Linked DNA regions of Homo sapiens: all the other regions are linked to region 1. The links are chromatin loops, found by intact Hi-C in ENCODE. Cell type or tissue: heart right ventricle. All regions are shown on one strand. Each heading gives the region's core, and the rest is flanking DNA. Links, peaks and the distances in the headings are about the cores only. Region 1 overlaps FBXW11 (F-box and WD repeat domain containing 11). Region 2 overlaps LOC100288254 (a long non-coding RNA gene). Region 3 overlaps STK10 (serine/threonine kinase 10).

The links. A loop is a pair of places that touch in the nucleus more often than their neighbours do. Peaks named below come from ENCODE experiments on the same cell type or tissue, not always from the same donor. Only the 100,000 strongest peaks of a DNase experiment are listed, where the experiment ranks them.
Region 2: a loop joins it to region 1, with 6 times the contacts of the local background. A loop is called at or near these places in 38 of 110 quality-filtered maps.
Region 3: it touches region 1 in a loop (17-fold over the local background); 101 of 110 quality-filtered maps call a loop at or near these places.

What each region holds. Positions count from the first base shown.
Region 1 is chr5:171,906,227-171,917,223 of GRCh38, reverse strand. It overlaps FBXW11 (F-box and WD repeat domain containing 11), which reads left to right. Exons shown (of 14, transcript NM_001378974.1): 3 at 2,819-2,881; 4 at 6,427-6,652. Among named protein-coding and RNA genes, the nearest start is that of FBXW11, 95 kb to the left of the region's middle. In heart right ventricle, for the core only: CTCF peaks have their summits at 4,712 and 4,912 (motif pointing left); a DNase peak (open chromatin) is centred at 4,901; H3K27ac peaks cover 594 bases.
Region 2 is chr5:172,287,060-172,298,056 of GRCh38, reverse strand. LOC100288254 (a long non-coding RNA gene) reads right to left here. Exons shown (of 2, transcript NR_130933.1): 2 at 1-1,323. Among named protein-coding and RNA genes, the nearest start is that of UBTD2, 8.8 kb to the right of the region's middle. In heart right ventricle, for the core only: a CTCF peak has its summit at 4,376 (motif pointing right); a DNase peak (open chromatin) is centred at 4,456.
Region 3 is chr5:172,034,065-172,045,061 of GRCh38, reverse strand. It overlaps STK10 (serine/threonine kinase 10), which reads left to right. Exons shown (of 19, transcript NM_005990.4): 19 at 40-2,983. The coding sequence ends at 180. Among named protein-coding and RNA genes, the nearest start is that of FBXW11, 33 kb to the right of the region's middle. RefSeq lists a silencer at 9,809-9,878. In heart right ventricle, for the core only: CTCF peaks have their summits at 4,488 and 4,696 (motif pointing right); a DNase peak (open chromatin) is centred at 4,701.

The DNA of each region.
Region 1 (10,997 bases), core at 2,107-7,106:
CTCTTGGCTGGGTGCAGTGGCTCATGCCTGTAATCCCAACACTGTGGGAGGCTGAGGCGGGCAGATCACGAGTTCAAGAGATCGAGACCATCCTGGCCAACATGGTGAAACCCTGTCTCTACTAAAAATACAAAAATTAGCTGGGCATGGTGGTGTGTGCCCGTAGTCCCAGCTACTTGGGAGGCTGAGGCGGGAGAATCGCTTGAAGCCGGGAGGTGGAAGTTGCAGTGATTTGAGATCACACCGTTGCACTCCAGCCTGGCGACAGAGCAAGACTCCGTATTTAAAAAACAAAACAAAACAAAAAAACCCCACAAAAAACAGAAAACAAAACAAAACCATATATACATCCCTCATATGTTTCCTCTGCAGTACCTGGAGACATGGGGTGGGGACTGACTTCCCATCTCTCTTCCACTTAATTCCTCATTCCTTTCCGTGCTCCACCTTTCATGTTTCCAGCCATTTGTTCTCCTTACCACTCTTAGAACCCAGACATTGTGGCCTTGCAAGACGGCTTTGTAACTACCAAACTCAGGGGATGCTGTACTGAGTCACTGCTCCCCCTTTCTTTATTCCCCTGAGGAAACCTGCTTGCTTTAAACTCTTAGGTCCCTTCAAGATAGCAATGAAAAGATTACATGGAGAGACCTCCATAAATACTACCTTTGTTTCCTTGTTCTTCATCCCATTCAGAATTACTTACTGCTTTCACCACTCCAGTCCTGTTTTGGACTCTTGGACACACTGCCTTCCTCTCTAGCTCATGGTTGATTTTCACATAGAGCCCCACCCTCCTGTCCCTCTCCCTCATTGTGGACCTTGATGCTGTGGGGTTTATAAGATTTTACTGAGAAAGTCAGGTTTTCCCCATAGGCGGCCATCTGGAGCATCCTGTCAAAATCTCTGAAATTAGAAAAGCATAAGAAGATAACACAGGGGAAAAGTAGCATCTTTTTTTTTTTTTTTCTCATTTTTTTTTTAAATTATACTTTAAGTTCTAGGGTACATGTGCACAATGTGCAGGTTTGTTACATATGTATACATGTGCCATGTTGGTATGCTCCACCCATTAACTCGTCATTTACATTAGGTATATCTCCTAATGCTATCCCCCCACCTCCCCCCACCCCACGACAGGCCCCAGTGTGTGATGTTCCCCTTCCTGTGTCTCCAGTGTTCTCATTGTTCAATTCCTACCTATGAGTGAGAACATGCAGTGTTTGTTTTTTTGTCCTTGCGATAGTTTGCTGAGAATGATGGTTTCCAGCTTCATCCATGTCCCTACAAAGGACATGAACTCATCCTTCTTTATGGCTGCATAGTATTCCGTGGTGTGTATGTGCCACATTTTCTTAATCTAGTCTATCATTGATGGACATTTGGGTTGGTTCCAAGTCTTTGCTGTTGTGAATAATGCCACAGTGAAAAGTAGCATCTTCAAATCGGAGAGTGAAGTAATGTTTTTTGGAATACCCATTATGCACTAAGCATTGTGTAGGGCAGTCTCCATCCCCACAACAACTCTGTGTGTTTGTATTTGTTCCCATGGTAAAAGAACTTGCTCAGGCTCACACACACACACACACACACACACACACACACACACAGAATGAGTGACCAAATCAGGAATCCAACTTCTCTTTGGCTTCAAAGCCTTTGACTTTCCTACTCCATCATACTGCATTCCTGATCAGAGCCAGTTTTGTGACCTGTAGAGCAGCTAGTGTTCAGTGGTGATTCTTACATCATTACCTACATTGGTATTTTCAAATGGATTGTTTGGAAATACTGTATAAATAGTCCAAACATTTTAGGACTTGTAGAACATAAAGGAAAAATAGGGAAAATTTGAGAGAGGCTTATTCCCTAAAGACAACAAACAGGATCTTGTAAAACACTGATACCTTAAATAGATCTATAATATCCTTTTGAATAATACTATGAGACAAATGTTGTTTAAATTTTATACCCCAGTCTTATAATTTTAGGTTTTGGAAGGAATTTAGAGAGACTGCTATCCATAAATGAGTTGTTACTCTTTTCAGAGCACAACTAGCCCACTTCCCCTTCTCATTAAGTTTCCATTTAGCCATTAGGTGGGAGCTTCAAAAGGGAAAATCCAATCATGTATAATCTCTAGTTAATGGGCATCTATTGAGCGACTGGATCACCAGAAAGAATAATTACACAGTACCTCTTTGTGCAGTAAGCACAAAAATCAAAAGCTAATGCATTCCCAAGGCAAGCCAGATTGTTACTGGCTAACAGCATCCTCCTCTTCAGGGAGAAGGTTGGGGCACCCGCTATGCTTGCTAGCAGAGATTGCAAAGCCATTCCAGAAAAACAAGGCTATCAGGGGAGGAAAGACGAAGGCAGGGGGGCTTCCAAGGCTTTGCTACTTCTAATTGCGGATTCCTTGGGGTGCATTACTGAATAGCAGACCTTCTAGTAAATGTTTTGTGCAATCATCGGAAACCTCATGGGTCTTTGGAATTTCTTGTCACAAGTACAAAAACAGTGATGACGGAGGTTGAGCCTCAGCCTTACTCCCACAATTTAGCCTTTTTTTCTAAGCACACCCAACCTTTGTAAATAATGACTTTATGCTTGCTTTTGTCTAACCACTAACTTTATCGATTTATGAAAGATGAGCACATCTCCCTTGACCCAAAATGGCATGTGTTAGCCACAAAGCCAAATAGTTCTTGGGTTTGTATTGGTACACTCTAGTTTGGGTTTTCAAAATTATTTATTGTAGTTATTTAGGATTTGCAAAACTTGGTATAATTCAAATAACCTGTTTTTCCCCCCCTAGAACACTTCAGTTATGGAAGATCAAAATGAAGATGAGTCCCCAAAGAAAAATACTCTTTGGCAGGTAGGAATGACGGCGCACAGATTAGATAGCAACTGACTTACTGTAGATAGGATGCTCCCTCAGTTAATGTCCTCAGTGGAATCAAGAGCCAAGCATTTTGTTTTCTTTTGTGCAGTTTTGCTAGTTTCAGAATCCACCCTAATTTATCTTCATTCCATAGGGAATTGTCATTACAAATATGCTAAATAATTTTGGAGTTTCCACAAAGATTCTGAAGTTGGCTGTAGCCTAAAATGTTCTGTCTGTGGCCTCTGCCTAAGCCAAAGATGGACAGTGATGGCATCCTTTGTCACCAGAATGGCACCATGCCACACACCAGTGTATACATGGATGACCTTTTCTCCTTTTGCTCTCAACCTTTACTCTTCTCTCCCATTTCCATTGGTTTGCCTTTTCCTTTTAAGCTTGTCTCCTTCTCCCTTGGCTCTAGTTTAAGGTTTGCCAGTTTTCTTCCCAATTTCCCAGGTTGTGTGTGTGTGTGTGTGTGTGTGTGTGTGTGTGTGTGTGTGTGTGTGTGTGTGTGTATGTGTGTGTGGTTGGGGGTTTGGGGAGCAAGCAAAGTTTCACGATTTGGTGGTTTATCAACCATGCTGGTACACATGGCTTTCCCCTTCATGAAGACAGGATTAAAAGCAAAACAAATCTAAATCTGAAGATAATAATGTAAAAATAAATTCTCTGGGTTCATTTGATTTGAAACTGAAAAGATAGATTAGTTAGCAGGAACAAAGTGCATCCAACACATTTAAGAGGAAATGAAGCAAAGAAAAACAATGCTAGGAAGAGCTTGCTGGGCTGAGCACGTGGCTGGAAATAGCATATTGAAAATGTGCTATAGAATAGTGCACATGCTGTTATTTTCTTCTTAACACTGTGTACAGACTGAGTTTTGTACCCTCCACGTTTATTATTTTGCAGTGGGATGCTCTTCATTTACTATGATTTTTCAATTGGCAGTGGTTCTTCACACTTTAGCTTTCAGTTTTTCTTTCATTTATCTTTCAGTCAACTAGTTAATAGTTATACAAACACTCTAGGGAGGCCAGATGATTAGGAACTTATCTGTAAATAAAATAACACTTTTGTTTATCAAATGAATTAATGGCTGTGAAAGTACTTTGTAAATTATAAAGCAGTACACAAATGCAAGTTGTTATCATTATATTTAACCTGTTATGAACCATTATTTTGGCAAGTTATTTGGAATCAAATATAGAAATAAAGGGGGAAGGAAAGCATACATAGTTTTTTTTCTTAAGATAAGGCACTTTTGAGATTTTGATGTATATCCTTTACTCTGTCATGGTGTGTTCCCCTTGTCATGAATTACTGTGATCATAATGTTTTATAAAATCCTGGATCTTGCCTTTTGTTTCTTGATATTATTTCATAAGCATGTTCTGTTGCTATAAAAATATTACTTTTTTTTTTTTTTGACGCAGTCTTGCTGTGCACCCCAGGCTGGAGTGCAGTGGTGCAATCTCAGCTCACTGCACCCTCCGCCTCCCAGGTTCAAGCATTTCTCCTGCCTCAGCCTCCTGAGTAGCTGGGATTACAGGCGCCCACCACTATGCCTGGCTAATTCTTTTTGTATTTTTAGTAGAGACAGGGTTTCACCATGTTGGCCAGAGTGGTCTCGAACTCCTGACCTTAAGTGATCCAGCCAACTTGGCCTCCCAAAGTGCTGGGATTACAGGCATGAGCCACCATGCCTGGCCAAAATCTTACTTTATATGCTAGTTTTAGTGGCTTACATTATAGCTCTTAATGGTGATGAGTTAGAATTTGTTTTAAATAGTTGCCTGTAATTGGGCAGTTATTTCTAACTTTTCCTTGTTATATTGTGGTGGACATTCTTATGCTTAAAGCAACTTAGATGCCCCTTATTCTTGCCAATATTCATCACAGCAAAGACTTTTCATCTCTGTTTTGAACTCTTATTTTTTGGATCTGTTAAGACTCAAATGTCTTAGTAAAAGCAAAATTTCAAAATCCTTGTTCAATGCTTCCCCCTGGTGGTACCTGGTGTCAGTGAGCTTTTCCTCACCCAAGATACAAGGGAAGAAACATTCCTCGACAGTGGGGCGCTAGGATAAATTGAGTGGAAGATAGATGCCTTCCCATCTCATACCTCTAAATATGGACATAAGAACTTCAGACAAGATTTTGTGTGAAGGAAAACTGAAGACTCCTTTGGATATTTATAAAGGATGTTTTCTCTGGGATGGATTTAGTCCACTTTAAGTTAGGGGACATACTGATAGTGAAAGCTCTTGGTTCATTCCATGTAAGACTCCTGAGATAAGTTCCTAACGGAATTAATAGGTATTTGTAATTCAGCTCTTCAGTTCTTAGAATTATCTTTTGTGTTATTTTTTCTGGTATTATGTATGAGGAGGCTGTCAGAATAGTGGTCAATAGATAGCTTGACAAATGTTTGACAAAAGTATTGAGGTTATTTTGTTTTTAGACAGGGAGGTTACTGCACTTCATAGTAGTTGTGGTTTGAGTCTAGTGATTGAGATTATTTTTAATGTTACTGTCCAGATGCAGTGTATGTAGTTTCAGTTTTAAAAAATATGTACTGATTTTATGTAAGGACTTGTAGGAAGATTTGATGAGAAATGCATTGTTAGTATAAGAGTCTGTGAGTTGTCCATAAACCACCTACGTAAGATGCAGAGCTTTTCAGGTATACATGGTTTATTTACCTTGGGTCACTTTCTGAGAAGGTAATCAAAAGAAGGATGGGAAAGTCTAAACCGTTCTGCCAGATTAGTAGCCCTGGGAAAGTATGGAGGAGATTGAAACTGTTGGGTAAAATGAAGCTTTTTGGATTGAATTGCTTTCAGGTTTCAACACAACACAGCTTATCTTTGTTATATAGACCTGTGGTTCTCAACATGTGGTCCCTAAAGTGTAGTCTCTGGACGGGTGGCATCAGCATTGCTGGGAAACTTGTTAGAAATAGAAATTCATGGGCTCCACTCCAGACTAATAAAACCGAAACCTCTAGGGTGGGACCCAGCAATCTGTGTGTTTAACAATCCCTCCTGTTATTCTGATGCTAGCTCAAGTTTGAGAACCATTAGCATAAATGTATGTAGCATTAACTTTGAACTTTGAGGAAGTAAAACAAACTGTTAATAATCAGTTGCCACTTTGCCAAGTTGAGCAGTTTCTCTAAGATGGTTATCTCCAGCATTAGCTATCTTTGGAGATGATAATTCATATATATCCCGTGTATAGAGATACCCAGTATATACCTTTGGAGCATCATTTTGTAGTAAGCATTGGAAAATGATAATTTAAGGTGCCTTTTAGAAATAGCTACAATTTTGGCATTTCCTGTAGTGACTAATTTGAGGACACAGACCCTGAATACATTTTTAATTCCTGAATGAATTAGTAAAGGAATGAGTTTGGCTTTAGGGTAAAAGTGGCATTTTAAGATTAAATACACAGGGTGAAAAATATTTCTAATGAAATATTAATTAGGTTTCTTTCCTTGTTAAACTAATTTTTTTTTTGTTTTTCTAAAATAGATAAGTAATGGAACATCATCTGTGATCGTCTCCAGAAAGAGGCCATCAGAAGGAAACTATCAAAAAGAAAAAGACTTGTGTATTAAATATTTTGACCAGTGGTCTGAATCAGATCAAGTGGAATTTGTGGAACATCTTATTTCACGAATGTGTCATTATCAGCATGGACATATTAACTCTTACCTGAAGCCCATGTTGCAGCGGGACTTTATTACCGCTTTACCAGGTAACTGTACTTGTCTTTTCAAAAGCTGAGCAGTTGAAGAATGCCCGGCCCAAGGACCTAGGTGGATATTTATGAAATGATTGAATGAGTACTGTGTGAGGCAGCATTTCTTTGGGACGCATACTTTAATATATGGAACTCGAGGAATTATAATTTAGTATCTATCTAGGAAATATAGGCAGTATCTTTAATAATGTTCATTCCTGGCCAGGCGCAGTAGCTTAACAGCTGTAATCCCAGCACTTTGGGAGGCTAAGGCAGGTGGATCACTTGAGGTCAGAAGTTTGATACCAGCCTGGCCAACATGGTGAAACCCTGTCTTTACTAAAAGTACAAAAATTAGCCGGGGGTGGTGGCAGATGTCTGTAATCCCAGCTACTCAGGAGGGTGAGGTGGGAGGATAGCTTGAACCCAGGAGGTGGAGGTTGCAGTGAGCCGAGATCATACCACTGCACTCCAGCCTGGGTAACAAGAGCGAGACTCTGTCTCAAAAAAAAAAAAAAAAAAAAAGTGTTCATTATTGGTCATAACTGTTGCTTCATTTGGTCTGTTGAATGAGTTAATGATATGCTTTTTATTTTGATGTAGTTTAGAGTCTGCACTTTGCCTTTGTATGTAATTTTAAAAAAACTGGTACTCTTTTCCCTTCAAACATAGTTTGTATGTTTGGGAAGTGTCCCAAAAGTTTAGGGCATTCATTTGTATCTGAAGTGGCACTTAAGGAATGGCAAAAATACATTGGGAAAACTGGTAGCATGTCTTTATTATATTTCTCAAAAGCTGTTTCTGCATCCTCTCCCTCACTACTGTCTTCCCATATATGTCTCATACACACATAGGTGTGTACATGCACGCGCGCACGTGCACACACACACACACACACACATCTGGTTAAATTTACTTTGATTTTTAAAAGTAGACTTTATATTTTTAGAGCAGTTTGAGGTTCAGATCAAAATTGAAGGGAAAATGCAGAGAATTCCCATATTCACATAACCCGTTCCCTCAGCCTGCCCCACTATCAGCATTGCACAGCAGAGCAGTACATTTGTTACAATTCATGAACCTAAGCTGACACATCATTATTACCCCAAATTCATAGGTTACATTAGGGTTTACTCTTGCTGTTATTCATTTTGTGGGTTTGGTCAAATGTCTAATGACATATATCTGCCTTAAGAGTCTCCTACAGAATGGTTTCACTGTGCTCCACCTATTTATTTCCCTTTGATTTTTAAAAAATAATTTAAAATTTGCTGTGTTCTGTACCACCTTTTTGTTTTTCTCAACGAGGTGGCATCTTGCTGTGTGGGCCAGGCTGGCCTTGAGCTCCTGGGCTCAAGTGATACTCCTACCTCAGCCTCCTGAGTAGCTGGTACTACAGGCATGCACCACTGTGCTGAACTCCCCTTTGAATATGATTAATCATGAATTTTTTTCTGTTTCTATATTGTTTTTTAAAAAATTCTCAATTTAAATTTGGCTAGGTAAGATATAGAGATTTCACTCCTATAGAGAATGCTGGCCAGAATGTTTTCCTCTGATGTGGCCAGTGTAGTGTGTGGTTAAAATTGCCATGTCAAAATAAGCCTAGAAGTAGCCAGGGATGAGCCAGTACCATTACCACAACCCTAGCCCTTGTCAGAGCTACAGGATAGCTTCTTAAAGAGTAGCTCCTCCCTTAGCCTATCTGTGATTTATAGAACATCAGGACTCCGTGTTCTAAGTACTTCCACAGCAAACAAGACTCATGTTCTAAGTACTTCCACAGCAAACAAGACCCAGGCTCAGGCCTCAGGCCTGAAACCTGAGGCTGCAAATTGACAAACCAGCTTCTGATTTCTAATCTCTCTTCCAAAACGTGTAAGTTTACCTTCTACAATGGGAGTTTTAAGGATATTTGAGAGTTAGCTTAGAAAAATTTGACACTGCCGTTCTTTTTATGCTGAAATCTAGCATGACTTGCTCATTTCTTCCATTAGAATCTCTAGGAAAGCAAAACGTAAATCCTCTCTTTCTAGAATCATACTATTTAATTGCTGAAGGGGATCTTAGCCATCACTTAGTCCTGTTTTTCATTGTGTAGATTAGGAAGCCAAGGAGAAGTTAATTGGGTGAGATGCCCAGAATCACACATCTTGATTATAGTGGTGGTGATGTGAATGATGGTAGGGGTTGGTTCAAAAATTAGTACAACGGCTAAGGAAAATTCCTTAAATTGGCCCCAAGTACTGAATGTAAGGATTACAACTCAGTTCAATAATTCTCACTTTTAATTATGAGGGAGGGATCCAGGGAGGGGGAGATGGAGACATGCTTTTGATTGCGTGAGAGAGAATTACAGGTGAATGGAAGTAAGATGAGGCATGTACATATGATGCAGCTTCTCTGTATGTGCAGAACTCAAACCCAGAAACCTATAGAATCAGACTGCATCTCACACCAAGAAAAGACAGAGTCTTTTTTTAAGTTGGTGATTGTATTTGTCCCTCATAAGTGATTTTAACTGATGAGAGGATGCCTTCATTTTTCTCAAGCAATTCAATTTATTGTTTGTTTTCCACCGTTTTGGTTTTATTTTCTTCCCTGTAATTTGCTTCTCAAACGTTTTAGAGGGCCAGGGAACTCACCTTGTATTTGCAGAGTAGCCACAAGGTGGCACTGTTGAAGTTCTCTTGATTTTTCAGAGTATAGTTCAGAGGCAACCCCATCTCTTAGGGAGTATACAGCCTTGGAGAAGAAGCAGAACAGATGAACATGTGTTATGTATATAAATATGGTTAGTATAATTGCATACAATTCAGTTTTCATTACAGCGAATGTTAAGGCATTGTCCATATCTCTGTTAAAGTGGAATTTTGTGGTATTGAATATTACATGAAATGAATGGACCATTGGCTGGGACATGGAAATACTTTAGTTAAAATGCTATTTGTTTTAACAGGACTTGATCTGAACATATATACATATGTCAGTGTATATCATACATATGAATCTAATAGCTGAGGACGAGCTGGCCAAGTTGATTGTGTTAGTTAGTATCTAGTAGACCTAGATTAAACATGGCATTAGTTCCTTAACACAGACTCTGCTTTAAGAGCATCACAGGAGAAACAGGTCTGTGTCCATGTTCATACTTAGATTTAATAATGTGTGGAGCAACTTATGAATCATTATACTAGTTTGGTGTTTCATTTTTACTGTACATCATCTTGAGTTTGAGGTTTTTACACTATTGAAATTGACAGTCAACTTACGACTTCATTTGATTGTGAAAACCATTAATTCTGTAAAAATTATAATTATAGCTTTTAAATGCTTGCTGTGAATATCATACCTGTCAGTATAGGGAAAATGGAAAATGTTTGTGGTCTCTGGCTCCTTTTGGCTCAGTGGAAAAAGTGATAATTATGATATGCCTTTCTAAAAATCATAGTAAATGTTTAGTCTGCAATGTCAATTTCTGCAGGCTGAGTTTGCGGTTTGTAAGAACTGTTGTTAATGGGAAAATTCATACCATGTAAAGTAGGGACAGATTGTACTTCAAAAAGGATGATAAGCATTGGTGATCGGTTTGTTGAGGTGTCTAAGCAATTAAGAGTTTTGAAACACTTGGCTGTCTGGCCCTGGTTTATTCAATTGTCTTATCCCCAAGAAAGGATGATAAGCCATTATGGACCATAAATGTGACAGAGATTAGATTAAAAGTCCCAGGAGATGTGGAAGAAACAGAGCGTAGATAAGGCTTTAGGATGGGTACACGGCCAGAGCAGCGTGACAGGAAAAAGCATGGGTGCTGGAGTCACACAGGCCCTTGGTTTGAATCCTAGCCCTTACACTTTACAGCTGTGTGGTCCCACTTTCTGGAGCCTCAGTTTCCTCCTCTGTGTGGGAATAATAGTAATACTTTATGGGTATTGTGTGAGGATTAATGATAATATGTTATAATATGCCTGGCATCTATTGGGTACTCTGAGGATGGCAGCTTAAGAAAAAGCCCAGAGAGGCAGGAAACACCTGCTTCTCCAGAGGTAGTAAGATTTATTGGTAGGAAATTTTAATTATTCACCCACTGATTCCCGAATTGATTCATTCTGACATCATATAGGTGTCTGTCACTTTGTTGTTTTGTTTCCTGGGTGTTTTATGGAAAAAAGATGTTAGACTTTGTGACCTGAGCTTCTTTTCACTTCATTTCTGTCTGAAACCTTAGGTTGGTGTTTTCCAAGTGAAAGGCATCCGTTGAGGGACTGTTGCTGTTAGCAATTGCATTGTTTTCTTTTAAAACGTTTAGAACTTCAGATTTTACAACTAGATTTGTGACTAGGGAGGGGGAAGGGATAAC
Region 2 (10,997 bases), core at 2,092-7,091, 380 kb before region 1:
ACACCTGAGGTCAGGAGTTTGAGACCAGCCTGGCCAACATGGGGGTTTCAACCCCATCTCTATTAAAAATAAAAAATTAGCTGGGTGTCATGGCACGCGCCTGTAGTCCCAGCTACTCGGGAGGCTGAGGAAGGAGAATTGCTTGAACCTGGGAGGTGGAGGTTGCAGTGAGCCGGGATCGTGTCACTGCACTCCAGTCCTGGCGACAGAGCGAGACTCCATCTCAAAAAAAAAAGAAAGAAAGAAAAGAAACAGTCACTGGAAGGCCTATGCCCCTAAGAATAGAACCTCATGTATCTTCTACTCTTATAAACTCTGCTATGATTCAGTAGTGCAAGGCTTTAATGCATTATGCCAAAGCATACTTTCACTAGGTTAACAAAAAAAAAAAAAAAGGCAGGCCGGGCGCGGTGGCTCACACCTATAATCCCAGCACTTTGGGAGGCTGAGGCAGGCGGATCACGAGGTCAGGAGTTCAAGACCAGCCTGGCCAAGATGATGAAATCCCGTCTCTACTAAAAATACAAAAATTAGCCAGGTGTGGTGGCAGGCGCCTGTAATCCCAGCTACTTGGGAGGCTGAGGCAGGAGAATTGCTTGAACCTGGGTGGCAGAAGTTGCAGTGAGTCAAGATCACGCCACTGCACTCTAGCCTGGGTGATCAAGTGAGACTCTGTCTCAAAAAAAAAAAGAAAAAGAAAAAGAAAAAGAAAAAAAGGGGGGGCCTTCATGACCCACCAGCAGATGACAACTAGATTTCTCAGAGTCCAAAACTCAGCGATTGAGTCCTTTGGAAATGACACCAGAGAAAGACTGTCCTTGAACTCTATTGGAAGGGACCATAACAAGTTCTTCTCTGCCACAAAACTTCAGTGCTCTGAGACTTGGATCCACAACTCTCAACTCAAAGGAGCCCCTCAAGACTCCTGAAGCCGTACACCCGTGGGATTCGAGACTCCTGAAGCCGTACGCCCGTGGGATTCGAGACTCCTGAAGCCGTACGCCCGTGGGATTCGAGACTCCTGAAGCCGTACGCCCGTGGGATTCGAGACTCCTGAAGCCGTACGCCCGTGGGATTCGAGACTCCTGAAGCCGTACGCCCGTGGGATTCGAGACTCCTGAAGCCGTACGCCCGTGGGATTCGAGACTCCTGAAGCCGTACGCCCGTGGGATTCGAGACTCCTGAAGCCGTACGCCCGTGGGATTCGAGACTCCTGAAGCCGTACGCCCGTGGGATTCGAGACTCCTGAAGCCGTACGCCCGTGGGATTCGAGACTCCTGAAGCCGTACGCCCGTGGGATTCGAGACTCCTGAAGCCGTATACCTGTGGGATTCGAGACTCCTGAAGCTGTATACCTGTGGGAGACTTTCAGGTAAAGCTGGTGAGGGAACTTTTCCCTCCAGAAGCAGAAGGCATTCTAGATGTGGACTCTTTCCCAAGATCATGGGTCAAGACTTCTTTGCATCATGAAAGCCTTATCCTCCCCTGACCCCCTCTTTCCTGCTGCCCTAATCCTTTCCTTTTCTCTCCAGGAAAATCCATGGGACCATAATTTGTGGATGGCTTTAGCTAAGGTTCATGCTCCAGCAAAAAAACAGAGCAATTGTTGGGTATATGAAGACAAGTTAGTTTCCATTGAGGAACAGTTCCAATGGGGTTCTTGGGGGCTCACTCTTGATAATTGTGGAGTATTGTTAGTATCGAATTGAAGCTAATTCATAACTTGGGGAAAAATCTTGGACTTTTTGGCCAATCAGACTTCCCAGGGGTTCAGATAAGTAGAAGTCGCCCTCTGAAATGTGGATGACAACATACATTTTCAATAAAAGCACTTAATGGGGCCGGGTGCGATGGCTCATGCCTGTAATCCTAGCACTTTGGGAAGCCGAGGTGGGTGGATCACTTGAGGTCAGGAGTTCAAGACTAGCCTGGCCAATACGGTGAAACCCCATCTCTACTAAAAATACAAAAATTAGCCAAGCGTGGTGGCGCGTGCCTGTAATCCCAGCTGCTCGGGAGGCTGAGGCAGAAGAATTGCTTGAACCCAGGAGGCGGAGGTTACAGTGAGCCAAGATTGCACCAATGCACTCCAGCCTGGGTGACAGAGCGAGATTCTGTCAAAACAACAACAACAAAAACAAAAAAAAAAAACAAGAAAACAAGCCCTTAAGGAACATCAACAGCTTTAGCTCTTCTTTTTGCTCAGGGCTTGTGCATGGTCCTAAACAAAACTGAATCTTGTACCTATCTTTCCCCTGATTTTGCTACTACAGAAAGCTTAATTTAAAAGGTGGTTGATGGTAGGTGGGCATGATGGCACACACCTGTAGTCTCAACTATTCAGTAGGCTGAGGCAGAAGGATAGCTTTGAGCTCAGGAGTTCAAGTCTAGCATAGGCAACCTAGCAGGACCGCATCTCTAAAAATAAAGTTGCTGGATTTTTTGTTTTGTTTTGTTTTTTGAGACAGTCTTGCTCTGTTGCCCAGGCTAGAGTGCAGTGGCTCTATCTCAACTCACTGTGACCTCCGCCTCCCAGGTTCAAGCAATTCTCCTGCCTCAGCCTCCCGGGGATTACAGGCAAGTGCCACCATGCCCGGCTAATTTTTGTATTTTTAGTAGAGACGGGGTTCACCATGTTGGCCAGGCTGATCTCGAACTCCCGACCTCAGGTGATCCCCCTGCCTCGGCCTTCCAAAGTGCTGGGATTACAGGCGTGAGCCACCTTGCCCAGCTGATATTGCTGTTTCTTTAGGTATTGCCACCAAATACATTAAGGAAATGTCTCAAGAAAAAGGAAACACGATGTATTTATAGGAGCAAACAACAGTTGGCTTGCAGACATCCTAAATGGTGGATGGCAAGCTTGGCTTTTCCAAGGTTTTCCAATCTTTATGTTCTTCTAGTGGGTCTTCAGGTTACTATGACTTGTGTTAACAGGCTAACAACAAAACTGGATACCTCTTTAAATCAGACCACTCTACAGTGAACTATGGTCCTCAATTGCCATTGTGCCTCAACAAAGACTATGACCAAATGAACTCAGATGCCTATATTGTATGAACTTTGACTTGTTTGATTTGGTTGTTTGGTTCATGGGGACTCCTATTGAAGAGTACTCTTTAGTCTTTTGGTATTTTCCTCCTGACAGTCATCATAATAATCCCCCTAGTACACTATATCCTCTTGTTTTTTTGTTTTTTGTTTTTTGTGTTTTTTTTGAGACAGAGTTTTTCTCTTGTTACCCAGGCTGGAGTGCAATGGCGCGATCTCAGCTCACTGCAACCTCCGCCTCCTGGGTTCAAGGGATTCTCCTGCCTTAGCCTCCCGAGGAGCTGGGATTACAGGCATGCGCCACCATGCCTGGCTAATTTTTGTATTTTTAGTAGAGACAGGGTTTCACCACGTTGGTCAGGCTGGTCTCAAACTCCTGACCTCAGGTGATCCACCCGCCTCAGCCTCTCAAAGTGCTGGAATTACAGGTGTGAGCCACCATGCCCATCTTAAATGTCATCTTAAATGTCTGTATGAAGCCATCCATTGAGTGTTCAGTGGTCTCACTTCAATTAGATCATCAAGAACATCAAGAATTATTCAACTGCTGTGACTTTGTGACTTGTGAATTTCATACTAAAACCAAATAGGTCCATTTGCAATGGTGACAGAGAGTGGCATCAATGCTCAAGGTTTAGGTCAATCTCTCAAAAATTGAGAGGCTGACCAAAATGGAGGAATTGTTAAACTAAATTTGGCTTGAGGATGCCTCTGTACTTGAGTCCTTATGGAACAAATTGTAACCTTAGTACATCAGCGAACTACAAGCCTAACTTAGGAGTATACTTTTGTAACAGTAGCTGAGTCTCAGCCGGTCACACTAGCCAAGCCTCAGTCAATCACAGTTGGGCAACTGATTAGACCATGTTCAAATAAAGCAAATGCTGAGCTGTAATCACCTGAAGTATTCATAAGTGCTGCCTGCCCACATTGCAGGCTACAAATCTTTCAACCTGTTCTGGTTTTGAGGATTGCCTGATTCATGAATTATTCTTTGCTTAAATAAATTCTGCTTTAATGTAATTTGTCTAAAAATTTTAACAGGGCTATGAATTTTCTTTTGATATATGAGTTTTTCTGGGGATATGTGCTTTACATATATCCCATAGATTTGGATTTGTAGCAATTCTTTAATTTCTGTAATTCCCTAGATCCAAGAGTTGTGAAGCACAGGTTTTAAAGTTTTCAGGTAGAACATTATGCCAGTTATCAAATTGTTGAATCTCAGATGCAAACTCAATCTTCATTGCCTGCTCTGTGAAAATGAATATGGGCCCTTTAAATATTGTTTCTTTGCCAGCTGGCACAATGTTTAGCTTTGACAGTAGAGGGCACTGGAGAGACACTGCAGGAGGCTCACTCACTCAGTAGGTTTCCACAGCCTGGGTGGCTTCTCCAGTGCCAGGTTCCTGCGCTGTGTGCAGCCTTTCTAAGTGGCCAGCTTTTGCGGCACAAACAAGCTTCTCTAGCATAGCTCCTTCAGTATATATGTTGCTCCAGCACCAGGCTCCTGAGGTGGTGGGCAGCTTCTCCAAGGCCCAGATCCTGCAATATGCAGAAGCCTACACCACCTAGCAATGAGCAATTTCTCCAGGTACTTCGTAGTACCCGGTAGTTTCACAGCAGAATGGCTCTAAGTGGGGTACCTCCTATAAACAGCCTTTCAGCATTACAGGGCATATTATCAGCAAGTCCTAGAGAAGGGATTTCCAGCAACTTCCACTGGTGTGGCACAAGAGGAACTTCTCTGCCATTCACCAAGCCAAGGCCATATCCCCTCCAGCAATGGGGCACTGGCTCTCAGCCCTAGAAGGGCCTCTTCCTTAAGTGCACTGTCTCAGCCCTAGGGTTGCTGCTGCTGCTTATCTGCATTCCTCCGTTCTTTAGAGTTTCCTTTTCTCTTCCATAAAATCAAAATAATACCTGATACAAAAAGTGGACAAAGACCTTTAAGGAAAAAAAGAACTATAGACACTGGGTGCAATGGCTCACGCCTGTAATCCCAGCACTTTCGGAGGCCGAGGTGGTGGATCACCTGAGGTCAGGAGTTCGAGACCAGCCTGACCAACATGAAGAAACCCTGTCTCTACTAAAAATACAAACTTAGGGCCAGGTGCGGTGGCTCACACCTGTAATCCCAGCACTTTGGGAGGCCAAGGTGGGTGGATCATGAGGTCAGGAGATCGAGACCATCCTGGCTAACATGGTGAAACCCTGTCTCTACTAAAAATGCAAAAATTAGCCAGGCTTGGTGGCACATGCCTGTAATCCCAGCTACTCGGGAGGCTGAGGCAGGAGAATTGCCCGAACCCGGGAGGCAGAGGTTGCAGTGAGCCGAGCAGTGAGCCGAGATCATGCCACTGCACTCCAGCCTGGGTGACAGAGCGAGACTCTGTCTCAAAAAAAAAAAAAAAAAGTCAGGCATGGTAGCTCATGCCTATAATCCCAGCTACTTGGGAGGCTGAGGCAGGAGAAGTGCTTGAACCTGGGAGGCGGTTCAAGCAACAAGAGCGAAACTACGTCTCAAAAAAAAATTATAGGCAAATATTCATAACCAGAGATGCAATAATTTAGAACAAAATGTTATAAGGGCTAAATGGTAAGAGCTTATGAACACAAAGAAGGAAACAAAAGAAGGAAACAGGCCAGGCACGGTGGCTCAGCCTGTAATCCCAACACTTTGGGAGGCTGAGGCGGGCGGATCACCTGAGGTCAGGAGTTTGAGACCAGCCTGGCCAACATGGTGAAACCCCATCTCTACTAAAAATACAAAAATTAGCCGGGCGTGATGGTGAGCACTTATAATCCCAGCTACTCAGGAGGCTGAGGCAGGAGAATCACTTGCACCTGGGAGGCGGAGTTTGCAGTGAGCTGAGATCATGCCACTGCACTCCAGGGGTGACAGAGCAAGACGTTGTCTCAAAAAAAAGAAAGAAAGAAAAAAAAGGAGGAAACAACAGACACAGGTCTACTGGAGGAGGGAGAGTGGGAGGAGGGGGAGGAGCAGAAAAGCTAACTAGTGGGTACTGGGCTTAATACCTGGGTGATGTAATAATATGTACAACAAACCCCTATGACACGTGTTTACCTATGTAACAAACCTTCACATGTACCCCCAAACCTAAAATAACAATTTTTTTAAATTGCTAAATATGCCACAAAAATCATTTTAATATAGAAATAAAAGAGCTGTTTATGATTCTGAAAAAAAAAAGTTAGCAAATAGAATGCAACAGTACATAAAGAGGACAATACAACCTTGAATTTCCCAGCTTCAAAACTTACTGTAAAACTACAGTAATTAAGACAGTGTAGTACTCGCATAATCATGACATAAAAGATCAATGAAATAAAACTGACAGTCAGAAATAAACTCTAACATTTATGGTCAATTGATTTTTGACAAGGGCATCAAGACAATTCAATGGGGAAAGAATGGCCGGAGGTGGTGGCTCACGCCTGTAATCCCAGCACTTTGGGAGGCCAAAGTGGGTGGATCACTCGAGGTCAGGAGTTCGAGACCAGCCTGGCCAACATAGTGAAACCCTGTCTCTACTAAAAATACAAAATTAGCTGGGCATGGTGGTGCATTCCTGTAATCCCAGCTACTTGGGGGGCTGTGGCAGGAGAATTACTCAAACCTGGGAGGCGAAAGTTGCAGTGAGCCGAGATCGTGCCATTGCACTCCAGCCCAGGCAACAAGAGCACAACTCTATCTCAAAAAAAAAAAAAAGGTGGGCGGGGGTGGATAGAATAATCTTTTCAACAAATGATGCTGGGACACTGGAAATCCACATGCAAAAGAATGAAGTTGGATCCCTACTTTACATCATTTATAAATATTAAGTCAGGCTGGGTGCAGTAGCTCACACCTCTAATCCCAGAACTGTAGGAGGCCAAGGTGGGAGGATTGCTTGAGGCCAGAAGTTAAAGACCAGCTTAAGCAACATAGCAAAATCCCATCTTTAGTTCAAATACATTTATAAAAAATAAAAATAAGTTATTTCATGTTATATGTATTTTACCACAATAAAAATATTAATTCAAAACAGATCAAAGACCTAAATGTAAGTGCTAAAAGTATAAAACTCTTAGAGTGTAAATCTCCATGGCCTTAGACAATGGTTTCTTTTTGTTTTTCTTTCTTTTTCTTTTTCGGACATGGTATATTGCTTTGTCACCCAGGCTGGAGTGCAATGGCATGATCATGGCTCACTGAAGCTTCGACCTTCCATTCTCAAGTGATCCTCCCATCTCAGCCTCCCAAGTAGCTGGGACCACAGGCACACAGCACCATGCCTAGCTAATTCTTTAAATTTTTTTTGTAGATACAGGGTCTCATTATGTTGTCCAGGCTGGTCTTGAACTCTGGGGTTCAAGGCATTTTGCCTCCCAAAGTGCTGGAGTTATAGGCACGGGCCACTGCACCCAGCCAACAATGGTTTCTTAGATATGAGCCCCAAAGCACAAGCAATCAAAGAAAAAAATAGGTTAAATGGACTTCATTAAAATCAGCTGGTGCAGTGGTCCATGACTGTGGTCCCAATTCTTCAGGAGGCTGAGGTGGAAGTATGGATTGGGCCCAGGAGTCAGAGTCTAGCCTGGGTAACATAGTGAGACCCCCATCTCCAAAAAAAAAAAAAACAAACAAAAAAAGGAAACTACCTTTTGTGCTTCAAAAGACACTATCAAGAGGGTTAAGCAAGGAGCATTGGTTCACGCTTGTAATTCCAACACTTTGGGAGGCTGAGGCGGGAGGATCACTTGAGGCCAGAGTTTAAGACCAGCCTGGGCAGCATAGTGAGACCCTGTCTCTACAAAATATAAAGAAAATTAGCCAGGCATGGTGGCATGCAGCTGTAGTCCCAGCTACTAGAAAGGCTGAGGTGAGAAGATCATTTGAGCCTGGAAGGTTAAGGCTGCCGTGAGCCAAGATTGTGCCATTGCACTCCAGCCTGGGCAACAGAGCAAGATCCCGTCTCCAAAATTAAAACAAAAAAAAAGAAAAGAAAGTTAAGCCAGGTGTGGTGGCTCACACCTGTAACCCCGGCACTTTGGGAGGCTGAGGCAGGAGGATCACTTGATCTCAGTCGTTCGAGATCAGCCTAGGCAACATAACAAGACCCTATCTCTACAAAAAGAATTTTTTTTTTTGAGATGGAGTTTCGCTCTTGTTGCCCAGGCTGGAGTACAATGGCGAGATGTTGGCTCACCACAACCTCTGCCTTCCGGATTCAAGCGATTCTCCTGCCTCAGCCTCCCAAGTAGCTGGGATTACAGGCATGTGCCACCACGTCCAGCTAATTTTGTATTTTTAGTAGAGACAGAGTTTCACCATGTTGGCCAGGCTGGTCTTGAACTCCTGACCTCAGGTGATCCCACCCACCTCGGCCTCCCAAATTGCTGGGATTACAGGTGTGAGCCACCGTGCCCAGCCCAAAAAGAAATTTTTTAAGTTAGCTGGGCATGGTGGTGTGCACCTGTAGACCCAGCTACTTGGTAGACTGAAGTGGGAGGATTGCTTGAGCCAGGAGTTCAAGGCTGCAGTGAGCTATGATTGCACCACTGCACTCTAGGTTGGGCAACAGAGTGATACTTCATCTAAAAAAAAAAAAGAGAAAAAATTAGCCAGGCGTGGTGGCAGGTGCCTGGTATCCCAGCTACTTGGGAGGCTGAGGTAGGAGAATCACTTGAATTCAGGAGACAGAGGTTGCAGTGAGCCAAAATCACGTCACTGCACTCCACCCTAGGTGACAGAGCAAGACTCCGTCTCACACACACACACACACACACACAAAAGTAAAAAACCTGCAATAGGCTGGGTGTAGTGGTTCACACCTGTAATCCCAGCACTTTGGGAGGCCAAGGCGGCCAGATCACTTGAGGTCAGGAGTTCGAGACCAGCCTGGCCAACATGGCAAAACTCCGTGTCTACTAAAAATACAAAAATTAGCCAGTCATGGTGGTAGGCATCCGTAATCCCAGCCACTCAGGAGGCTGAGGCGGGAGGATCACTTAAACCTGGGAGGCAGAGGTTTCAATGAGCCAAGATCATGCCACTGCACTCCAGCCTGGGCTACAGAGCGAGACTTCATCTCAAAAAAAAAAAAAAATGAGCAAGTATCTTGAGTAGACATTTTTCCAAAATAGATATACAAGTGGCCTATAAGTACATAAAAAGATGCTCAACATTATTAGCCATTAGGAAAATCAAGTCAAAACCACTTTGGAAACAATTTGCCAATTTTTCAGAAAGTTAAACAGGGTTACCATATGACCAAGCAATTCCATTCCTAGGTATAAATCCAAGACAATTAAAAACATATGGCTACACAAAAGCTTGTACAGGAATGTTCATAGCAGCTTTATTCCAATACCCAAAAAATGGAAACAATCCAAATAACCACCAACTGATGAAAGGATAAACAAAATGTGGTACATCCATACAATGGAATATTGTCCATAAAGAGGAATGAAGTTAGTCTCAGCTACTGGGTATTGTGTGTGTTGGCGGCGGGTGGCGGGTTGGCGGGGGGGAGGCGGGGGGAGGTGGGAGGATTGCTTGAGCCTGGAAGGTTGAGTAACATGGTGAAACCCCATCTCTACTAAAAATACAAAAAATTAGCTGGGCATGGTGGTGCACACCTGTAGTCCCAGCTGCTCGGGAGGCCGAGGTGGGAGAATCACTTCAACTGCGAGGTTGCAGAGAGCTGAGATTGTGCCAGTGCACTCTAGCCTGGGTGACAGAGGGAGACTCCGTCTCAAAAAAAAAAAAAAGAGAAAGGTTTGTGGTCGCCTAGGGCTGGGGTGAGGTAGGGGATAGAATGAAATGGGGAGTGACTGCTAATAGGTACAGGGTTTCTTTTTAGGGTGATAAAAATGTTTTAAAATTCATTGACTATTGATATTTAGTAAATATACTAAAAACCATTGACTTGTACAATGTAAATTGGTGAAGGGGTGGGGGTGGATGGGGAAAAGGGAGATATTGATTCCAGAGTAGAAAGTTTCAGTTAGGTGGAATAGGCATTAGTGACCTACTGCACAGAATGGTGACTATAATAATGCACTGTATACTTCCGAATCGTTAACAGAGTAGATCTTAAATGTTTTCACCACAAAAAAGAGAAGCACGTGGACGGGGCGCAGTGGCTCGGGGCACGGTGGCTCACGCCTGTAATCCCAGCACTTTGGGAGGCGAAGGTGGGCAGATCACGAGGTCAGCAATTTGAGACTAGCCTGGCCAACATGGCGAAACCCCATTTCTACTAAAATTACAAAAATTAGCTGGGCGTGGTGGCAGGCGCCTGTAATCCCAGTAACTTGGGAGGCTGAGGCAGGAGAATCGCTTGAACCCAGGAGGCAGAGGTGGCAGTGAGCTCAGATTGTGCCACTGCACTCCAGCCTGTGCAACAACAAGACTACGTCTCAAAAAAAAAAAAGACAAATACGTGAGGTGATGGATTTGTTAATTAGCCTAGTCATTCCACATTGTAAACATGTATCTAAACATCACACTGTGACCTCATAATACAGTTATTTGTCAATTAAAAATAAACTGGTGAAATACATGGTATATGAATATCTTAATAAAGATACTATAAAACAGTAGAAAAGCACATGTGCACACACACACACACACACACAAAGAAGGAATTGTTTTGATAGAAAGTGCTATGCAGTCAGTTTTTTTTTTTTGGAGTCAGTCTTGCTCTGTGGCCCAGGCTAAAGTGCAGTGGTGCTATCTCGGCTCACTGCAACCTCTGCCTCCCAGGTTCAAGTGATTCTCCTGCCTCAGCCTTCCGAGTAGCTGGGATTACAGGCACACGCCACCATGCCCAGCTAATTTTTGAATTTTTAGTAGAAACGGGGTTTCACCACGTTGGTCAACCTGGTCTCAAACTCCTGACCACAGGCGGTCTGCCCGCCTCAGCCTCCCAAAGTGT
Region 3 (10,997 bases), core at 2,025-7,024, 130 kb before region 1:
AGATCTCACCAAGTGCCATCCATCCTCTCTCTTCCCTAGGCTCTGGAAGAGGATCTGAACCAGAAGAAGCGGGAGCAGGAGATGTTCTTCAAGCTGAGCGAGGAGGCGGAGTGCCCAAACCCCTCCACCCCAAGCAAGGCCGCCAAGTTCTTCCCCTACAGTTCTGCGGATGCTTCTTAACAACCGCCCGGGGCTGTGGCTGGCAGCTTGGTGGGCCCCAGGGCCTTCTCCTTCATTCTCTGTGAACATGTAACTCAGGACCCCTTTTCCCTCTTGCGTCTGTGCCAGCTCAAATCCAGCCCCTCGCCCTGTGCCACCCCAACTGTGCCTGATAGACCTGCCCCAGCGTTCCTGACTTCTTGCTGGCCTGTGGAGGGTGAGGTGTAATTATTTGTCACCTGAACCTAATGTATATTCTCCTTGAGCCCCAGATCCCTTCAAGCTGGAAGGGATGGGGCTGTTGGTGGGGTCAGGGTCCAAGAGGAATGGGTGTTCTGTGGCCTCGAGTCCTCTCCTGTTTGCGAAAATACCAGTTTTGCTCTCTGTGGGACAAAGCACTGCTGATGAAGTCCCCGTGGGCTCATCCGGGCTGGAATTCTTGGTTTTTCAGCCATTCCCTGCAGAGTCACTCAATCATCAAGTCCCTCACAGCCATTTCTGTTCCCAGAGGAGCCAGGCCTGCAGCTGGCTGCTCAGGAGATGGCCTCATTCCTCCTGTTCTCCCAGTTTGCTTTCCACTTAAGACAAAGCCTTGTCTATGTGGGGGGCGGGGACCGGGGAAAGAGGGAGGCTGAAATGTTTATTCTGCTTCTCCCGTGTTTCATGCCATCTCGCGTCCCCCTTCCTGCACATGGGTGTGAATGCACACACATACGCGTACACACAGGACTTGGTCTGCTGGCCTGGCCTCTTCTGCCCAGGTGGGTTGGAACACGTTTGCTGCCTGAGCCTGTGCCACTGAGCATGTTAGGTGGAGCAGTTGGTGTGGCACGTGCGGGGTGTTGGCACCGGAGGCATGGAAAAGCACAGGCTGTACTGCCAGGCTGCGATGCGTGCTGGCCCCCGCACAGGCTCCTGTGTGCAGGGACTGATTCCTCAGCACACGAGGCTTCCACAACCCAGTCTGCTCCATAGCACTCTGGCCCACCCTGTCTGCAGGTGAAACAGGAGGGCTGTTTGCCTCTGCCCCATCCCCCCGACTGTGTTCAGGAGTCCCACCTTGCATTTCAGACCTGGGCTGGCAGTCTGTTGGACTTCTCTTCAGGAAGAAAAAGCATCAGGGGGAAATGGAATGCCCCTGCCCCAGGAACATGGCAGAAGCACAGGTTCTGTACCTCAGATGGACTCCTGCTGGGCCTTCGGGGTCTCAGTTGGCTTCCCCCAGATTCTGATTCTACAGCTGCAGAATGTATATAACGCAATAAAAGCAAATGTTTGAACCAGTATGCGGGTTTACTTACAAGGAAACCTTTTTTCACCCTGATTTCTAATTATTTTATTGAAACAACTATAAAATGTATGGTTTCTCCAGGAAGATATCTGCTTTTTAAAACAACAAACAAGAACAACAACACAAAACTGGTAATGATTTGGAGTAATCATGCGGGCATATTGAGTCTGGGTAGTGTTTCGCTGGTGGTAGAGTGGTTGAGACTTCCTGGGAGGACTTTTTCCGCCTTCACTCCTACAGATTTAAGATTCTTTATTTTTAGGCCGGGCATGGTGACTCACCTGAGGTGAGGAGTTCGAGACTAGCCTGGCCAACATGGCAAAACCCTGTCTCTACTAAAAGTACAAAAATTAGCCAGGCGTGGTGGTGCATGCCTATAATCCCAGCTACTCGGGAGGCTGAGGCAGGAGAATCGCTTGAACCCAGGAGGCAGAGGTTGCAGTAAGCCAAGGTCACACCACTGCACTCCAGCCTAGGTGACAGGGCGAGACTCTGTCTCTCAAAAAAAAAAAAAAAAAAAATTCTTTGAGACAGGGTCTCTAATATGTTGCCCAAGCTGATCTCAAACTCGTGGCTCAACTGATTCTCCCGCTTCAACCTTGAGTAGCTGGGACGACAGATACATGCTACTGCACCCAGCTAGGTTAAGGTTCTGTATACTCTGTCTTTCTAAAGCAATTCCCTGGAAATTTTCTCAACATTGGTTATAACTGAATGCTTGGGAAGGGAGGGGCAGCCCTTCAACAGGAAAAGGGGACTGCCCAAATCTTAAATGCACAGTCAAGATTCTCTTGGAGCTAGCAATGGTTCTCAGGTTAGTGAGCATTTAGCTTGCCTGCTGCAGAATTTGACCCAGATGGGGGTGTTTTTTAGGTCTCTCACAAATGAGACAAGCGAAACAATTGTCTCCTTTTATTCTCTTTGGTGCATTGGTGCTGGGGAAACATGAACTAGCGGCAGTGTAACTGCAGAACATAGACCCAGTTCTACCAGGCCAGGCCAGCGTTGGGAACCACCAGACAGGGCTGCTTTGGGCTTTGCTTACAGTATTTCCATGTGTAGCCTGGCGTGTGAGAAAGTATTAGGTGAAATGCCAGTTTCATGGTTCAGGTGAAAGTCTGTGATCATTCCCCTCGTGGCTCGTCCTTCACATCACTTTTGCCCTTCAAGGAGTTGCCGCGTCCCCGCTCAGTGCCGCCTGAGCCCTCAGAGCTCCCCTGTGCTTTTCTGGATGGGGACTGGCGGGGTCACCTAGCCTCACCGTGGAGCCACCGTGCAATGCCCATCTCTGAGAGGCCCACGCGGTATTCCTCGTGCCCTGTGTTAGTGCTTTCTGTATAAGGGACAGACAGAACTGGGTTTTTTTCCTCTGTCTGGTTTTAGAGTAAATGTAACTAACTTTTATTTTCCCTTTATGAAAGATAGAAATTATTTTTATGTAGTTTCCAGACTTTATACAAAATTTTTGTAAAATGTTCTCTGGAAAGTTAACTACAAGAATGTAAATATGCTTCTAATAAAATAACAAGGTTATTTGCCGTTCAGGTTGTTCTTTTGGATTGGGGTGGAAAGCAGGGCACACTTAACCATACTCACCCGGCAAGAAAGGGCTTATCTTCCAAGTACGCAGGTGCCTCCCAGGTCATACGGCAGCTCAGACTTCGGGTTTCTCTTTGGAAAGACATTATGCTTGGCTGAGAGAGAGCATGTCATGGGGCATGTTCTCTACAGACATTTAATATCATTCTCATTTAACAACAAACATTCATTGACCCCAAAAAGTTTTCACCTGTTAATGTACTGAATCCTTTCAACAATCGGAGGAAGACACCATCATTCCCATTTTATGTATTTATTATTTTTTTAGAGACAGGGTCTCCCTATCACCCAGGCTGGAGTGCAGTGGCATGATCATGGTTCACCGTAACCTCAAACTCTTGGGCTCAGATGATCCTCCCACTTTATCCTCCTGAGTAGCTAGGATTATAGGCATGAGCCACGGTGCCTGGCTTTTTTTTGTGGAGACAGGCGACAGGGCAGGGGGGATCACTATGTTGCCCAGGCTGGTCTCAAACTCCCGGCTTCAAGCAATCCTCCTGTCTCAGCCTCCCAAACAGCTGGAATTACAGGTGTGAGCCACCCCCCACCACACCAGGCTCATTCTCATTTTCTAGATGAGGAAATGGGCACTAGGCAAAGGGAAGGGTCAAGCCAGTTCTCAAAACACTGTAAGTGACGCCTATAAGGTTCAAACCTGGACCTTCTGCCAGAGGTGTTTCTGGCATACCTCCCGTGTCTCACTCAACTGCCACTTGAACTAATCAAGGGTCGTACAGATGCCTAGCCACTAGCCATCCCTGCCGTATTTAAAAGAATCTGTCTGCCATGCCTCTGAAACACGATTCAGGCTTTCTTAACTTTGGGTCCATAGACTCTTCCCACAATGGATCCATATGTAGAATTCAGGGTGTCTTGGTATCTGGATGGCAAAAGATTTGGTCTTTAGTTTTACTACAAACTGTAGTAGTATTAGCAGTAGCTGTGACTGTCACCAGTAGAAATCCCAGATATTTCATATCACATTGCAGCTGTGGTAGAGATCTCAAAATATTTTTATCACTTTGAAATTACAGTAGCTATTAGACCTATTACTAGATCTTGTTATTTAACGTGCATATGTGTATATACATCCATATATCACATTACATGGGCATATATATCACATACAAAATATATACAGGTTTTCCAGTATTTTGTTACCTGTATTCCATATGATTGGTTTCATTTGTAATCTATGTGCTTTATATTACACACTTGAAAATATTATTCTGAGAAGCCACCAGGCGCAGTGGCTCAAGCCTGTAATCCTAGCACTTTGGGAGGCCGAGTCGGGTGGATCACTTGAGGTCAGGAGTTTGAGACCAGCCTGACCAACATGGTGAAACCCCGTCTCTACTAAAAATACAAAAATTAGCCAGGCGTGGTGGCACACCTGTATTCCCAGCTACTCGGGAGGCTGAGGCATAAGAATGGCTGGAACCAGGAGGCAGAGGTTGCAGTGAGCCGAGATCGTGCCACTGCACTGAAGCCTGGGCGACAGAGCGAGACTGTCTCAAAAAATATGCATTATTCTGAGAAGGGATTCATATTCTTTGTGGAATGCCAAAGGAGTCCACGGCGCAAAAAATGATTTAGAACCCCTGTTTCTTCAGCCTTGAGTTGTCTCTGTCCCAGAAACCTTCTGACCAGCAGGGGGCAGGCCGCAGCCACAAGGTCAGTGCGGAGTTCACATTGATTACTGTCTGGGGGATACAAACAAATAAGCAGCCGGCCTGCCTGCCATTAAGGGCTAGAAAAATGATTGAGGTTCTAGTGAAAAATAATTCATGAAACTGACAAAACAACAGTGCATTAGAGGATTCTTAGGACTCGGGAAATGAGATCATTCCTCATTCGACACCTCTTAAGCACCATGTGCTGGAGATGCCGAGATGAGTAAGACACTGACACTGTCTCCTTGTCCTTGTAGGGAAACAGACCTGGAAAAGCAGAGTGTAAGTTCAGACTGACGTTGCCTGGGAGAATCAGGGAAGACTTCCCAGAGAAGGTGATGCTGAGTCTTGGAAGACAAACTAGTATGTGCCAGAACGTGTGCATTCAGAGACTGCGATATCGTTTAGGGTAAATGCTTTATGGGTCATGAGGCTGAAGAGATGGACAGGTCCAGACTAACATGCCAGGCTAAAACACTTATCTATCCCAAGGGCAGTCAGAAGAAGGGGAGTTTACTCAGGGGAAGGACAGTTGAAATCATGGCCTTAGCAATTCAAGAGACCAGCTGAAAAAGACTGAGATGAGGTTAAAAGAGTTTTTTGGCCACAGAGGTTTGAGGCTTTCAGAAGGAAAGGGAAGACTGCAGGCTCCATGAGGGGAGGAAGTAAGACTTTTTTTTTTTTTAATGGAATCAAGCTCTGTCGCCCAGGCTGGAGTGCAGTGGCGTGATCTTGGCTCACTACAACCTCCACCCCCCGGGTTCAAGCGATTCTCCTGTCTCAGCCTCCTGAGTAGCTGGAATTACAGGCATGCACCACCACCACGCCAGACTAATTTTTATATTTTTAGTAGAGACGGGGTTTCACCATGTTAGTCAGGCTGGTCTCGAACTCCTGACCTCATGATCCGCCTGCCTTGGCCTCCCAAAGTGCTGGGATTATAGGCGTGAGCTACTGTACCCGGCCGGAAGTAGGACTTTTTAGCTGACGCCTTGCTATGGTGTAAATGTCCCCTCCAAAACTCATTGAAATTTAATTGCCACTATAAGGATATTGAGAGGTGGAATCTTTAAGAGGTGATTAGGTCATGAGGGCTCTGCCCTCATGAATGGACTAATACCATTATTGCAGAAGTGAGTTAGTTATCATGGGAATGGATTCCTGATAAAAAGGATGAGTTGGCCCGACATGGTGTCTCACGTCTGTAATCCCAGCATTTTGGGAGGCTGAGGTGGGTGGATCGCCTGAAGTCAGGAGTTCAAGACCAGCCTGGCCAACATGGTGAAAACTCCATCTCTACTAAAAATACAAAAATTAGCCAGATGTGGTGGCGGACACCTGTAATCCCAGTTACTCAGGAGGCTAAGGCAGGAGAATCGCTTGAACCCAGGAGGCGAAGGTTGCAGTGAGCCAAGATTGCACCACTGCACTCCTGCCTGGGTGACAGAGCAAGATTCCGTTCCCCCCTCCCCACCCCAAAAAAAGGATGAGTTTGCCCAATTCCCTCTCTCTGTCTCATGTGCTCACTTCTGTCTTCTATTTTGTGCCATGGGATTACCCTTGCCAGACACTGGCATTATGCTCTTGGACATCCCAGCCTCCAGAACAGTGAGTCAAATAAACTTCTGTTCTTTATCAATTTACCTAGTCTATGGTATTCTGTTATAGCAGCAGAAAACTGACTAAGAGAGAAAATTGGTACTGAGTAGTGGTCTGTTGCTATAACAAACACCTGTGAAAAATGTAGAGGCCACTCTGGAACTGGGTAATGGGTAGAGGCTGGAAAAATGGGAAGAAGCAGGCTAGAAAAAGCCTACACTGCCGTGAATGGAGCATTAAGGGTGATTGTGGTGAGGGCTCAGGAGAGAAGAGCCGTGGGGAAAGTCTGAATCTTCTAAGACATTACTTAAATGCTCATGACCCGGATGTTGATAGAAATATGGACAGTAAATGCCATTCTGTGTGAGGTCTCAAATGGAAATGAGGAACAAGGTATTAGAGACTGGAGTAAAGGCCATTCTTGTTACATAGTTGAAAATAACTTGGTGGAATTCTGTTTGTGTCCTAGGACTTTATGGAATTTAGGAGCAATGAACTAGGGTATCTGGCAAAAAAAAAAAAAAAAAAAAGCAGCTAAGCAACAAAGCATTCAGGCTGCTGCATGGCTGCTTTCAATGACATACAGTGAGATGCAAGAGCAAAGAAATGACTTAAAGACAGAATTTATAATTAAAAGAGAAGCAGAATAGATCTAGAAAGTTCTCAGCTTGGCCATGTAAAGAGTGAAAAAGTAAGCTTGGGAGAGAATACTAAGGGTGTGGCTAAGTGACAATTTCCTAAAGAGATTAAATGACTAGAAGGGAGCCAGGTACTATTCATCAAGATAATGGGAGAAAGACCCTGAAGAGCAAAACTTCATCTCACAAAATAAAATAAGTAAAATAATAAATTTGATGCCTATGAGACATCCACAGAGAGATGTCATTTGTGTACACACATCTGGTGCTCAGAGGAAATATCTCGGCTGGGAGGTTATAAGTTTGAGACTAGAGCATAAGATGGGTAGTTGACAAAAATAAAGTTGGAGAGGAGGCTTGACTAGGGAGAGATATATGCAAACCATGAAGAGGAATTTGGATTTTATCCTGCAAACAAGGTATGGCCTCTGCTTGATATTGTAGGCAGATGATTGGCTGCACTGTAAAAAAACAAATTGGAGGGACAGGGGCTGGAGGGTGGCTGACAATCAGGGTGCTTACAGTAATCTAGGTAAAAGATGGGAAGGGATTTTCATATACAGCTTTATATACTGAGTTTTTTCACTTACATTACATTATGAACATTTAACAATGTTACTAAAAGTTCTCTGGAAACTTTATTTATTTATTTATTTATTTATTTATTTATGAGATGGAGTTTTGCTCTTGTTGCCCAGGCTGGAGGGCAGTGGTGTGATCTCGGCTCACCACAACCTCCACCTCCCGCGTTCAAGCCATTCTCCTGCCTCAGCCTCCCGAGTAGCTGGGATTACAGGCATGCGCCACCATGCCCAGCTAATTTTGTATTTTTAGTAGAGACAGGGTTTCTCCATATTGGTCAGGCTGATCTCGAACTCCCGACCTCAGCTGATCTCCCCACCTCGGCCTCCCAAAGTGCTGGGATTACAGGTGTGAGCCACAGCGCCTGGCCAGAAACATCGTTTTAAGTGGCTAATTAACCCACCACCCTATGAATGTTTATTATCTACTTAATCAGTACTATACAGTTAGGGATTCTGGCTATTTTCTGGTTTTTCATTAGGAATCTTATTCTTTCATGTGACTACATATCTTCTGTGCTAGGTAAAACCATTTCCCTCTACCTTGATGATTAAAAAAAAAATTATCTGGCAAATCTCATACCTTTTCCAAAATCACTTTGTAAAGTCTAGTTACCACGTTTTACTTTCACATTGATGTAAAACTTTTTCTCGGCTGGGTGCGGAAGCTCACGCCTGTAATCCCAGCACTTTGGGAGGCCAAGGCAGGCAGATCACCTGAGGTCAGGAGTTCGAGACCAGCCTGACTAATGTGGTGAAACCCTGTCTCTACTAAAAATACAATAATTAGCTGGGTGTGGTGGTGGGCGCCTGTAGTCCCAGCTACTTGGGAGGTGGAGACAGGAGAACTGCTGGAACTTGGGCAGCGGAGGTTGCAGTGAGCCGAGATCGTGCCATTGCACTCCAGCCTGGGTGACAAAAGCTAGACTCCATCTCAAAAATAAATAAATAAATAAATAAATAAAATAAAATAAAATAAAACTTTTTCTCAGGCTAGGCATGGTGGCTCATGCCAATAATCCCAGCACATTGGAAGGCCAAGGCGAGTGGGTCCCTTGAGCTCAGGAGTTTGAGACCAGCCTGGGCAACATGATGAAACTCTGTTTCTACAAGAAATGCAAAAAATTAGCTGGGCGTGGTGGCACACACTTGTTGTCTTAGCTACTCAGGAGGCTGAGGTGGGAGGATAGCTTGAGCCAGGGTGGTGGAGGTTGCAGTGAGCCAAGATCACTCCATTGCACTCCAACCTGGGTGACAGAACGAGACCCTGTCTCAAAAAAATAACCTCCTTCTCACCCAGCTCAAGCTTAAACTAAACTTAGAAGCTCATAGTGACAAAGACCGGTGTGGTTGGGACAATTCTCACCAAATGCACCATTTGGATCCTCTACATTTCTGGCCTCCCTGCAGTCAGGCAAGTCCTGGTGACCCATTCTGCCTAATGACATGATTGTCACACCTATGGTGAAGCACACTAAAAAGCCAAGTGCAGGCCGGGTGCTGTGGCTCACGCCTGTAATCCCAGCACTTTGGGAGGCCGAGGCGGGTGGATCACGAGGTCAGGAGATCGAGACCATCCTGGCTAACACGGTGAAACCCCGTCTCTACTAAAAATACAAAAAAAAAAAATTAGCTGGGCGTGGTGGTGGGCGCCTGTAGTCCCAGCTACTCGGGAGGCTGAGGCAGGAGAATGGCATGAACCTGGGAGGCGGAGCTTGCAGTGAGCCGAGATCGCGCCACTGCACTCCAGCCTGGGCGGCAGAGCTAGACTCCATCTCAAAAAAAAAAAAAAAAAAAAAAAAAGAAAAGCCAAGCGCGACCCTCTGGTCTCTCTCTTCCTATTAAAGCACACGAGGAGGCTGTGGATTTTAGATGGTGCAGAACAAGACAGCAGAACCTCCAACAACTTTACCCCTGGTGACCATGGAGAGCAGGGCCCCTCACAATCCACACAGGACACAAGGCATAAGCAAAAGGTAAACTGAATGGGGGTAAGCTGCTGAGATTTTAGGGTTGTTACCACAGCTGTAACTTAACCTAGCCTATTCTAATGTAGTTTGTGTCTTCACCGTTTCTGCCACTTTGCTCTTCTCCTCCAGGGTCAGAGGAGTGAAAAGAGAGTTGGGGAGGAAAAATAACAAGCACATAGTGGATACTGTTTGGGCTCCACCCAGATCCCCTTTTATGGTTTCTGTTTGCCTCGCCCCAGTTCCTGAGGCTTTTGCTTCTAACCGTCCACACCTGAGGCTCTCTTTAAAGGCCTGCTCTTGGCTACTGGAGTCAGAGTCAGAAGTGCCTGAGAATTTACATCCACCCACCCTGAGATGGGTGGGTCTCAGCCAGTGACTGGCTGGTGTGGGAGTATGAAAGCCCAGCTCCCTTGCAACAAGTCAGGACAAACTCTGAGGCATAATTTATATTCTGAAATTCCCCTGTGGGATCAGGCTGAAACTACCCACCCACAGGACTTTGCTTGAGACTGCACCCTTGCTTTGCATTTTCCCTCCATTATCCTCCTTCACCTATTCATTTTCCAATTTCTCCCGGGAGCATTTCCTTAATAGATCACTTGCACACAAGTTCTCATTTCATATTCTGCTTCTGAATAACCCTACTTAAGACATTTGGAACTGGTAATTGTCCTAGGAAATGGACTCTAAGGATGAGATTTGGAATTCAATCACTTGCTGGCCAGATGGCAATAAGGACCCTATTACTGATCATAAGGGAAGTGTTGTTAGTGCCTGGTATGCTATATCGTTGCCATTAGTGAAATATGTACCTGTGGAAAATTAGAATTGAATACAGCTGGAAGGGGTCGCATTGGCTTGTACAATTCAGAGGAAGCAATAATTTAAGGGACTGCAGAATTCGTTTATTGTTGCTGGATGCTGTTGATGCATGAGAGAAAATGACAGGCTCAGGTGAGACAGTTACCAGTTTAAGGCAAGATGTGAAGTCAGAAGTCCTCTTCAGCAGCATTTAAAAAGATTGTTGGCTGGGCGTAGTGGCTCACGCCTGTAATCCCAACACTTTGGGAGGCTAAGGCAGGCAGATCACCTGAGGTCAGGAGTTTGAGACCAGCCTGGCCAACATGGTAAAACCCCATCTCTACTAAAGATACAAAAATTAGCTGGGCATGGTTGCAGGCACCTGTAATCCCAGCTACTCGGGAGGTTGAGGTAGAAGAATCGCTTGGACCTGGGAGACGGAGATTGCAGTGAGCTGAGATGGCGCCACTGCACTCCAGCCTGGGTGACGGAGCAAGACTCCATCTCAAAAAAAAAAAAAAAAAAAAAAAAAAAGACTGCCATATACTGTAGCTGGAAAGCGAACTGTGCTGAAGACCGGGCATAGGACTGTATTGTATTGTAAGAGTAGCAGAACTTCAGCAATGGCTAACTCTGTAGTCCCAGTGAGTTTTCTCCATGAAAATCAGGCCCCTGATAGGGGAGAA